Regions from separate parts of the Homo sapiens genome. Here region 2 is linked to region 1. The links are chromatin loops, found by intact Hi-C in ENCODE. Cell type or tissue: psoas muscle. All regions are shown on one strand.

Region 1 (5,000 bases):
TTTGCATTTCATTGCAGGATGGCAGCGCTTAACACCAAGGCATCCCTTACTAACTAACAATGACCTATCATAAGGCACGTGGAGGGCTCAGGGTCGCCAACTGGGTACGGGAAGCTCCTGGAAACACCCTATGAAGGCAGCAGCCTGCTCCAGACAGGGAACACAGACTGAGAGTATCAGGACTCTCTCGTTGGCTACAAATGCTTCTGCAGTAAGTAAATCCTAAAAGATAAAACTTCTTTGATGGAAAGGCCGTAATACACTTAAATGTTACTTAACCCAGCAATCCCATTACTGAGTATATACTCAAAGGAATAGAAATCATTCTATTACAAACATACATGCATGTTTATGTTCATTGTAGCACTATTCACAATAGCAAAGACATGGAATCAACCCAAATGCTCATCAATGATAGACTGGATAAAGAAAATGTGGCACATATACACCATGGAATACTATGCAGCCATAAAAAGGAATGAGATCATGTCCTCTGCAGGGACATAGATGGAGCTGGAAGCTGTTATCCTCAGCAAACTAACACAGGAACAGAAAACCAAAGACTGCATGTTCTCACTTATAAGTGGGAGCTGAACAATGAGAACACATGGACACAGGGAGGGGAACAACACACACTGGGGCCTGTGGAGAGGGAGATGAGAGGGGGAAGGAGAGCATCAGGAAGAATAGCTAAAGCATGCTGGGCTTAATACCTAGGTGATAGGTTGACCTGTGCAGCAAACTACCATGGCACACGTTTACCTATGTAAGAGACATGCACATCTTGCATATGTACCCCGGAACTTAAAATAAATATTAAAATTAATTTTAAAAAGCAACAAACAGTTCCTCACCACCTTTAAGAGATGTTTAGCTAGTTTCCTTGCTGATTGAACCTGGCAGAGGTGAGGGGGGAAGTTGGTGAGAAAAGATCTGGGAATGAGACGATTTGTCCAGCCCCATAAAAGGAAATCCCTGGAAGAATTGGAGCAGGTGGGAGAATCTGCATCTCTTTCATCTTCCATCGCTCCCTGGGGAAGCAGTGGGGCGGTGCTTCTCCCAGTCTGCCTTCTGGTTCGCAGGCCTGGAGGCACATTAGAATCACCTGAGGGGGCTTTTAAATCCACCCATGCCTGGGACCCACCCAGAAATCTCCAGGAGTGCAGCTGAGGTAGGGAAGTTTTTAAAAACTCTTCAGGTGACTGTGAAGCAGAGAGCATATCACTGCTCGAGCGTTTCAGAACCAGAAACAAATAAGTGACACAAGTGAAGAGTGAAACTACAACATTTCGGTGAGTTTGGAAGGGAGCAGGCATTGTAGATAGATTTTTAAAGAGGAGAAGTGGGACCCCGAGAGGAGGAGCAATTTGCCTGGGTCAGTGGCAGAGTTGGGGAAGGAGGTAGCCTCGTTTTCTTTTTGGTCCCCTATACCCTTTTTTATTTTCTGGTGGCATATTATAGTATTAATTGTTCTGACGGCTTAGCTTTATATGTACCCAGCCATGAAATTTCCACTCTGTCATTGGGCAACCTCTCCAGTTAGACCTACACACTGTTGTAAAGTGTTTCCTGGCAGGGAAACCCAAGTATTTCGTTTCTAATTCTTAGCTCTTTGCAAGTCTGAGCAGTGGGTCATGAGACTCCCACAACTGTTTAGAAGGAGCCAGGGCCCACTTTTCATGCATTCTGTTCAAAGCATAATCCATGTGCATGCAGTGAAAATGCAAACGTGCGGGTGGCATTCAGACCTAACGCAGTCTCAGCTTTCAATCCTGCTGTGAATCCAGAGTGGCTGTCATGGGATCTACTGCAGTTAATTTTTTCAGAACTCAGAGCTAAATCCCTGAGGAGGCCTGGGCTGGAGAGGCCACCTGAATGGTGGCCTGCTTAAAGGTGCGGTCATGTTTCCTGATTTAACTGGGTCAGTTTGGTTGTTTATTTTTGCCATTTGATTTCAGGGCAGGGTTGGCTTCAGTGTGCTGGCAATTCCCAGATAGTTTATGCTCTGAGGGACTGGGACAGGTGTTCAAGAACCCCCAGTGACTATTATTTAATTTTGTTCCTCCCCCAGCCTCATGGTTTATATATGAGTTGTTATGTGACAGAGTTCTATTTTTAACCACAGACATGCTCTGTTCAACTGGAATCATGTTCTTTAGACACTGCATTATGCAAGCTGGCTCCAAAGTTTGCCAGAAGTGCTAAACTAAACTGTGACAATTCCCAGCCGTAGTCACTGACACCCCCACAGTGAACCAAACAGCATGCTTACTTGCTTCAAGATAGAGTTTCAGTTGTGTTAAATAACTGTCTGGTGCTACCTGATGAGAAAGCCATGTCTGGCTGTTTGGATCAGCTTCTCTGATCTTGTCTCCTGTCTAATCCCAGAATAAATCCTTTGGGTTTTGGGGGAGGACGTTAAAAAGGCTCTGGTGAAGAAGATTAAACCTGAAACAAGTCATAATGAGGCATAAACAAGGTAATACTCATTGTAAGGTATCTTCCCAGGTTCTAAGCAGGAGAGGAGAAAAGATGGTTTCGATGGAGGGCATCTGTTGAGAAACCCCTCTGATGTAGATGTTCCTGTGGAGTCATTTATATCCAAACATTAGGACATTAGACAAGTGCACTGGTGGGTTCTCAGGGTTTTTTATGGGGTGATCATAAAGAAGTGGCTCTCAAGAATTGCATCGAGCCAGGGATCTTCTGACTTCTGAAGACTGACATCTGGCTTATCTAAGATGATCCAGGGAAGGGGCGGAGCTAGAAGTCTCTGCGGGAAGATTGTTAGTATTTGCTGGGATTCTTTGGTGGCAAGCAACAGAAATAAACTCTCAAGAAGGGTTAATCTACTTAGGCAGAAAAGGACTTTTTAGAAAATAAGTTCCATGAGAGCAAGGGCTAGCTTGTTCACTGGTATTTCCTCAATAGAACAGTACCTTGAATATAGTAGGTACTCATTGTCTTAGTCCGCTCAGACTGTTAACAAAATTCCTTAGACTGGGTAATTTATAAACAACACAGATTTATTGCTCCCAGTTCTGGAGTCTGGTATGTTCAAGATCAAGTTGCCAGCAGATTCGGTATCTGATGAGAGCCCGTTCCTCATAGTTAGTGCCTTCTGTGTGTCCTCACATGGCAGAAGGGGCCAGCAGGCTCCCTCACACCTTTTCTATAGGGCACTAATCCCATTCAAGAGGCCTCCTAAAGGTCCCACCTCTTAATACAATCACACTGGGGATTAAGTTCTATAAATTTTAGAGGGACACCAACATTCAGATCATAGCGCTCAGTAAATATTCATGGACTAAAAGAAGTTATAGGGTGGATCAAAGCATTGTTAGGAAGATTGTGAACCAGTTTTGGAAAAAGATAAAGAATGAGAGCATCTCTGGAGAGGCTTAGGTAGCAGGAACTAGGTCCCTGACAGTCTCATCAGGACACCACTGCTGGAATAACTGCTTTCCAAACATTTTTATATTTTTAAGTGTCTACACTCATGCTTCAAAATCCAGACAGAGAGAGTGAGTGTATATTAATCAGGGTTCTCCAGAGAAACAGAACCCTCTATCTCCACCTCTCCCCTTCTCCCCCTCTCCCCCTCTACCTCCCCCTTCTCCCCCTCTCCCCCTCTACCTCCCCCTTCTCCCCCTTCTCCCCCTCTCCCCCTTCTCCCCCTCTCCCCCTTCTCCCCCTCTCCCCCTTCTCCCCTTCTCCCCTTCTCCCCCTCTCCCCCTCTACCTCCCCCTTCTCCCCCTCTCCCCCTTCTCCCCCTCTCCCCCTTCTCCCCCTCTCCCCCTTCTCCCCCTCTCCCCCTCTACCTCCCCCTCTCCCCATGTGTGTAAAAGAAGGAATTGGCTCGTGTGATTGCAGAGGCTGGCAAGTCCAGTCTGGCAGGTTGGAGACCCAAGCAGAACCCATGTTCCTATTTGAAGGCCATCAGACAGGAAGAATTGATGTTGCATATGAAGACAGTCTGCTAGAGAATTATCCTTACTTAGAGGAAAGGTTGGTCTTTTAATTCTATTTAGGCTTCAAGTAGTTGGATGAGGACCATTCACTATGGAGGGCAATCTTCTTGACTGATTAAAATGTGAATCTCTTTCAAAAACACCCTCGCAGAAACACTCAGAATGTTTGACCAAATATGTGGGCACCCTGTGACCCAGTCAAGTTGACACACAAAATTAACTATCAGAGAGGAGAGAGAGAATGCAACTGACCTAGCTTAAGTTGTGTGCCCACCCCTTTGGCTGGTAGAAGGCAGGGTATTTTGTCAGTTCTAGAGATTTTGAACCATGGGGCAGAACTGATTTCCTAAAGGGAAAGTGGAGAGCTGTTACCAGGAGAAGGAGAATAAATAGTGGGAAGCTACAAAACAACTGGCTCTTCTTGAATGATGGTTTTATTTTTCTTATTTTGTTACTTGCTTCCATGTGAGTAAACATTAAAACACATCTGTGCTGCTTTGCTTGACTTCTTCCAGCTCCTTTATACAAGAGGAAGAACAGCTGGGAGGGAGAAAAATATTTTTTTTCCTTTCTCTCTTCACTTCCAGTCCTCAGTAGAGGTGACTGACGGGTGATGGTTACCTCTGAGTCCTTGCTTTTGGGGGTCTGTGCTAATGATTGAACACTCAAATGCTGCCTCACTCTGAAGAGGTCCTTCAACACTGTAAAAGGCATTCACAAGACATCCCTGCCCCGGAAGAGTTTGAATCTGTTGGACTTTGTGCATTTTTCTTCTTTTCTATCCTTCACCTACTAGTTGTGGCTACTACAAACCCATATAGTTCTTCTGGAATTAAGGAGACACACTTCCCTCAAAGTGCTTTACATCTATTGGTCAGAGATGGTCATAATGTACTGAGTTTGTTAGAATGACGCGTTGCTATGTACCAGGAAGTTATCACAGGGCATATAAGTCTACCATGTCTACAGTGTGAAGGATGCCTCGTTAGACGCAGCACTCTTGTGCAATGTACAATCTGTCTACTTTAT
Region 2 (5,000 bases), 460 kb before region 1:
CTTTACTTTTGGACAGCAGGGCCAGGGCCCCCAAATCTGTGATTTTTTAAAAGGTCCTGAGGTGATTTTCATGCTCCATGAGCTTCGGGAGTCACTGGAAATGCCGACCAAACATGCTGTCTTTGGAATCAGAAAGATCTGGGCTCAAATCCCAGCTCTGTCACTCATTAGCTCTGGGACTTGGGGAAATAACTTAACCCCCTGAGCCCCAGTCTCCTTACCTGTAAAATGGGGACAATAATACCCACATCATGGAGTTACAACAGGACAGGTGCTCGAGTACACTGAGTCCCTCATCTTAGCGCACATCACACGCTGTAATTACTGGTTTACTGGTCTAAGTGTCCTGTGCCTGGACACACCCAGAGGGCAGGTGTCCTGTTTACTCTTTTATCTCCAGCGTTTAGCACAGGGTTTTGCCCTCAAGAGCACTCACTCTATTCACTGTGGAATAAATGGGTGTTGGGAGGATTGATAACATGTAGAAGGTGGCTACCACAGTGCCAACTCATGGGAGACGCTTAACATTAAGTTCCCCTGATACATGATAATGTCCATTAAAAACACACACACAGGTAGTAGCTTTCCTCAGTAGGCAGTTCTCAGCCTTATCCCTGCCCCTGAATTAAATTAGTCCACTTACAAGAATCCTATGGGAGCACACTGTTTAAGGACCACAGGCTGATAAGAGAGGCCACCACTGCTTTATTTCTATCTGTACCAGTGTCTACTTTCAACAGCACAGGGCCATGGTCTCTTATAAGAGAAGGTGAAAAGTCTCCACTCACTGCTAAGCTCATGGTGTCGCTCAGAGCCACTCACCCCACAGACTGTCGTGGTCCCACAGCAGCCACTAATAACGGAACCATTTCTGTTCTCCTTGGAGTGGCAGTTGGCAGCGGCAAACAGGAAGTTGTCTTGAAGTAGGGTGTGGTTATGCCCTGTCAACATATGCGTACAGACACATACTTTTTTTTTTTTTTTTTCCTTTCTGGCCCCCTTTTCTCTCCCTTCTTTAGAAGCAAAAGGTCTGAGTTATTTTGGTGAAAACAAACTTTTTACATGATTTAAGATCAACCATCACTACCACACAAACAAAAACCCAGGACAGAAAGGGGCCTAAAACACAGCAAAGGGTCTATTTTCCTGCCACCAGTCACTCGCTTGTGGCATTTAGTTAGGAACTGACTGTGTGTGTGAGTGGGTGTGCTTTTTCCCCTTTATTTCTCTGGGCACACAGGAAACAGAGCCCTAGCTAGAAACCAGCCAGACACGCTGCCCAGCATCCTAGTGAGCCCGTCAGTCCACCTGTGGGCCAGTCGCCTGCGTTGATTCAGGGCCTGCAGTGTGCATGCACTGGACAAGGACCATCGTGGACAGGAAAGAAGGAAAAAACCAGGGTGCTAGTTTCAAACAATTTGTACAGTTTGAATAGAAAGGACCCTGAACATGTCTTAACACAAAGTACATATAAAAACAACAAAGAAACACAATGACTGAGTAGATAAGTGCACTGAGTAGATAATACACGGACATAAACATGGGGCGTTGGGGTTGACACGCCGGGAAGGTTCATTGCAGCTGGCTTCCCGGTGCTCTGAAAGGTGTGCTAGAAAATTTTCCACTCCACTCCTTCTCAGGCCGGAGGCTGGTGCCTCCAGAAGGGCTGTCCAAAATAGACTGGTCCCCAACCCAGCCTCCTACTCCTGACCTCTTTCTGAGGCAGCTACTCTCCCCGCTCCCCGCCTCAGCCCTGTCTCGGCTCCAGCTCCAGCCCACAGCCGGAGAGCACTGTCTATGCTAACACTCATTTTGCTAAATGCCTCGTGGGCTGCCAGCATGATCTGCCTGCCAGGATCTCTGTTCCGTGACCTGCGCCCAGCCCCACGCCGTCCTGTGTGGCCCTCGTGCCCTGCGCTCACACTTACACATCCCGGGGAGGCTGCCTTGCCGTTTGGATAAGGAGGCTGACACACGCTGGGCAACGCGACTCGTGGTAGTAGATGTTTCCTGGCTCCTGGATGAGGGCCCTGGCCAGTCAGAACGCACCACTTCCCCTTTAAGAGAGCACGCCCAGACGAGATTAGGGAAAGGCAGAAAGAAAAGCCCGGAACAGTCAGGGTTGTATCCTGAATTTGGCAGATGAACTTGGGTATTCCTGAACCACACACACAAGGTGTGGTCAGAGGCAGCAGGCTCCTCAGAGGAGTATCAGAGCCAGCGCTGTGTGTGCAGGGCTGGGCCTTTCCGCAGCCCTGGAGCTGCTGTCTGTCTGGCCTGGGTCCCCGGTCCCCAGGCAGCCTGAAGACACCTCAGGCCTTCCCACTCCCTCTTCGCTCAGGGTCTGACCATCTTGATAGGCAGAGTCCACTTCATTACCTAGCACTATGCCTTAGAGAGAGTAGAGAGGTCATTATAATGATTGGAAAATACTTTTGTGGGTTGTTGGAACTATTGATTTAAGCAGGGAGATTTCATTCATTCTGGATATTTAGAAAGTTTGGTCCCTGATCTTGGCCAAGGACAGTAGATTTGGAGGGGGGAGAATGCCTACCAAAACAATGGTTCACAAAGGCCACACGTTATATGAAATGTCCAGAATAGGTAAAACCATAGAGACAGAAAGCCGACTTGTGGTTGTCAGGGGCAGGCTGGGAAAAGAAGGCGGGGGGAGTGACTGCTTAATGGGCACAGGGTCTTCTTTAGGGGTGATGGTTGCACAACATTGTGAAGGTACTCAATACCACTGAATTGTACATTTTAAAATGGTTAATTTTCTGTGATGCAAATTTCACCTCAATTAAAAAAAAAACAGTGGCAAAGTACGCTTTGCGCATCTTTATCTTCTGCTAGGACCTCTCCTGTGTGGCATCCAACATTTCTTTGCAAAACCTGGTTATTACCTGATGAATATTAAATCAACCTTAGATAAGGGGTACATGCCTTTTAGTAAAAAAAAAAAAAAAAAAATTAAACCTTTAAGACACAAAAGTATTCCAAGACTCAGAAGTATGATTTTCCTGGAGAATTTTGGACTGTGGGGAGACAGCACTCCCTCACGTCATGATCACATACTTCCTCTCATCACACACAAGCTAGGCAGAGCCTACTAGGCATTAGAGAGATTAGAGAGGGCATTATAATGACTGCCTATGTAAGATGGTCTCCTGTGGGGACCATCCCTTCAGCCACTTGAAAACATAACCAAAGCCAGAGACAGTGAGTCCCCCGTGGGAGAATTATTCAGGGAGAACATGACTGGACTTCTGGGTTCTTGGCTTCCTTTTCCCCTCTTGTTGAGAGAGTTTCTTCCCAGAATTGAGGAGAATTCATCAGTTTCAGATTGAGAGGGAGTTGTGCTGGCTGGCAAAGCAGAACTAGTTTCCACAGTTCCATTTGTTTGGAATGTAGTAGGGGGGTGTTGAGGGGGTATAAACTGACCACCCATCTGACCAGCCCTCGTTTTCAGTCATTTGCAGCTTTGGCTGGAGATTGTCTGTTCCCAACAGTTAGGCTGTGGGCGTTGTTCCCTGATCCCAGGCTAGCAGGTCAAGGGCCCCTGGGCACATTCCCTTCACCCAGGGGACTGTGGAGTAGAGGCCTGCTGGATGTTGCAATGCTTAGAAGAAACACAGATGAAAGGGCAGGCCCGAGGCCTGGGAACCTGAGTCTTTCCAGAGAAAAACGTGAGTTGCTTTCCTAGTATCTCTGCAAAGAGTTTCAGGATGACCTGGAGGACAGAGATGGGAACAGCTACTCTTGGGCCAGCTCTCCCAGAGCAATCTGGACCTTCTAGAGCATTGGCCCCTGCCTCTTGCAGCCCTGCTCTCCCTCCCTATCTCAGGTGCCCGTGTAGGCTCTTGGTAGCCTTACACCTGAGGTAGCGTAAGTTCTCAGCAAACATGTGGCTTAGGATAATAAGATGCAATATTTACTCTAGCTTCTGAAGAGCAGCAAGTTTAGAACCGTAACTCTAAATACAAAAACAGGCAGGTTCAATCTAATTTAAAAATGGGCAAAGGGCTGGGCACGGTTGCTCACGCCTGTAATCCCAGCACTTTGGGAGGCTGAGGCGGGTGGATCACGAGGTCAGGAGTTCGAGACCAGCCTGGCCAATATGTTGAAACCCCATCTCTACTAAAAATACAAACATTAGCTGGGTGTGGTGGTGGGCACTAATGACTCCAGTCACCAGTCATTAGGGAAACGCAGATCGAAATCACAGTGAGGTATCATTTCACACCCACTGGGATAGCTGTTAACAAACAATGAAAATAACAAGTCTTGGTGAGGATGTGGGGAAGTTGGATCCCTCGTGCACTGTTGGTGGGAATGTAAAATGGTACAGCCACTATGAAGAAGAGTATGGCGGTTCCTCAAAGAATTAAAAATTGATTCAGCACATGATCACACGATCTAGCAATATCACTTCTGGATATATATGCAAAAGAACTGGTATCTCAAATGTGGGTATACCCACATTCATAGCAGTATTACTCACAATAGTCAAAAGGTGGAAGCAACCCAAGTGTCTATCAATGAATGAATAGAGAATCCTATAATGGAATGTTATTCAGCCATAAAAAGGAAATTCTGACACATGCTACAACCTGGACAAACTTTGGGGACACTATGCTAAGTGAAATAATCCAGTCACAAACAGACAAATAATGTATGATTCCACTTACATGAGGTGCTCGAGATAGTCAAATTCATAGACAGAATGGCGGTTGTCAGGGATTGCAAGGGAGGAGGAATGGGGAGTTATTGTTCAATGGGTATAGAGTTTCGGTTTTGCAAGATAAAGAGTTCAGGAGAGGGCTGGGCACAGTGGCTCACACCTGTAATCCCAGCATTTTGAGAGGCCGAGGCAGGAGGATCTTTTGAGTTCAGGAGATTGAGAGCAGCCTGAGTAATATGGCAAAACCCTTTCTCTACAAAAAATACAAAAATTAGCTGGGCGTGGTGGTGTGCACCTGTAGTCCCAGCTACTGGGGAGG

What was found. Peaks named below come from ENCODE experiments on the same cell type or tissue, not always from the same donor. Only the 100,000 strongest peaks of a DNase experiment are listed, where the experiment ranks them.
Region 2: it touches region 1 in a loop (2.3-fold over the local background); 1 of 110 quality-filtered maps calls a loop at or near these places.

Annotation. Positions count from the first base shown.
Region 1 is chr7:106,137,890-106,142,889 of GRCh38, forward strand. No RefSeq gene overlaps it. Among named protein-coding and RNA genes, the nearest start is that of SYPL1, 28 kb to the left of the region's middle. In psoas muscle, no CTCF peak of the experiment used is centred here; DNase peaks (open chromatin) are centred at 1,872 and 2,212; H3K4me3 peaks cover 923 bases; H3K27ac peaks cover 4,590 bases.
Region 2 is chr7:105,677,124-105,682,123 of GRCh38, forward strand. All of the region lies in intron 3 of ATXN7L1 (ataxin 7 like 1), which reads right to left. Among named protein-coding and RNA genes, the nearest start is that of EFCAB10, 98 kb to the left of the region's middle. RefSeq lists enhancers at 1,809-2,748, 1,882-2,021, 3,553-4,052. In psoas muscle, no CTCF peak of the experiment used is centred here; DNase peaks (open chromatin) are centred at 890, 1,968 and 3,578; H3K4me3 peaks cover 1,453 bases; H3K27ac peaks cover 1,315 bases.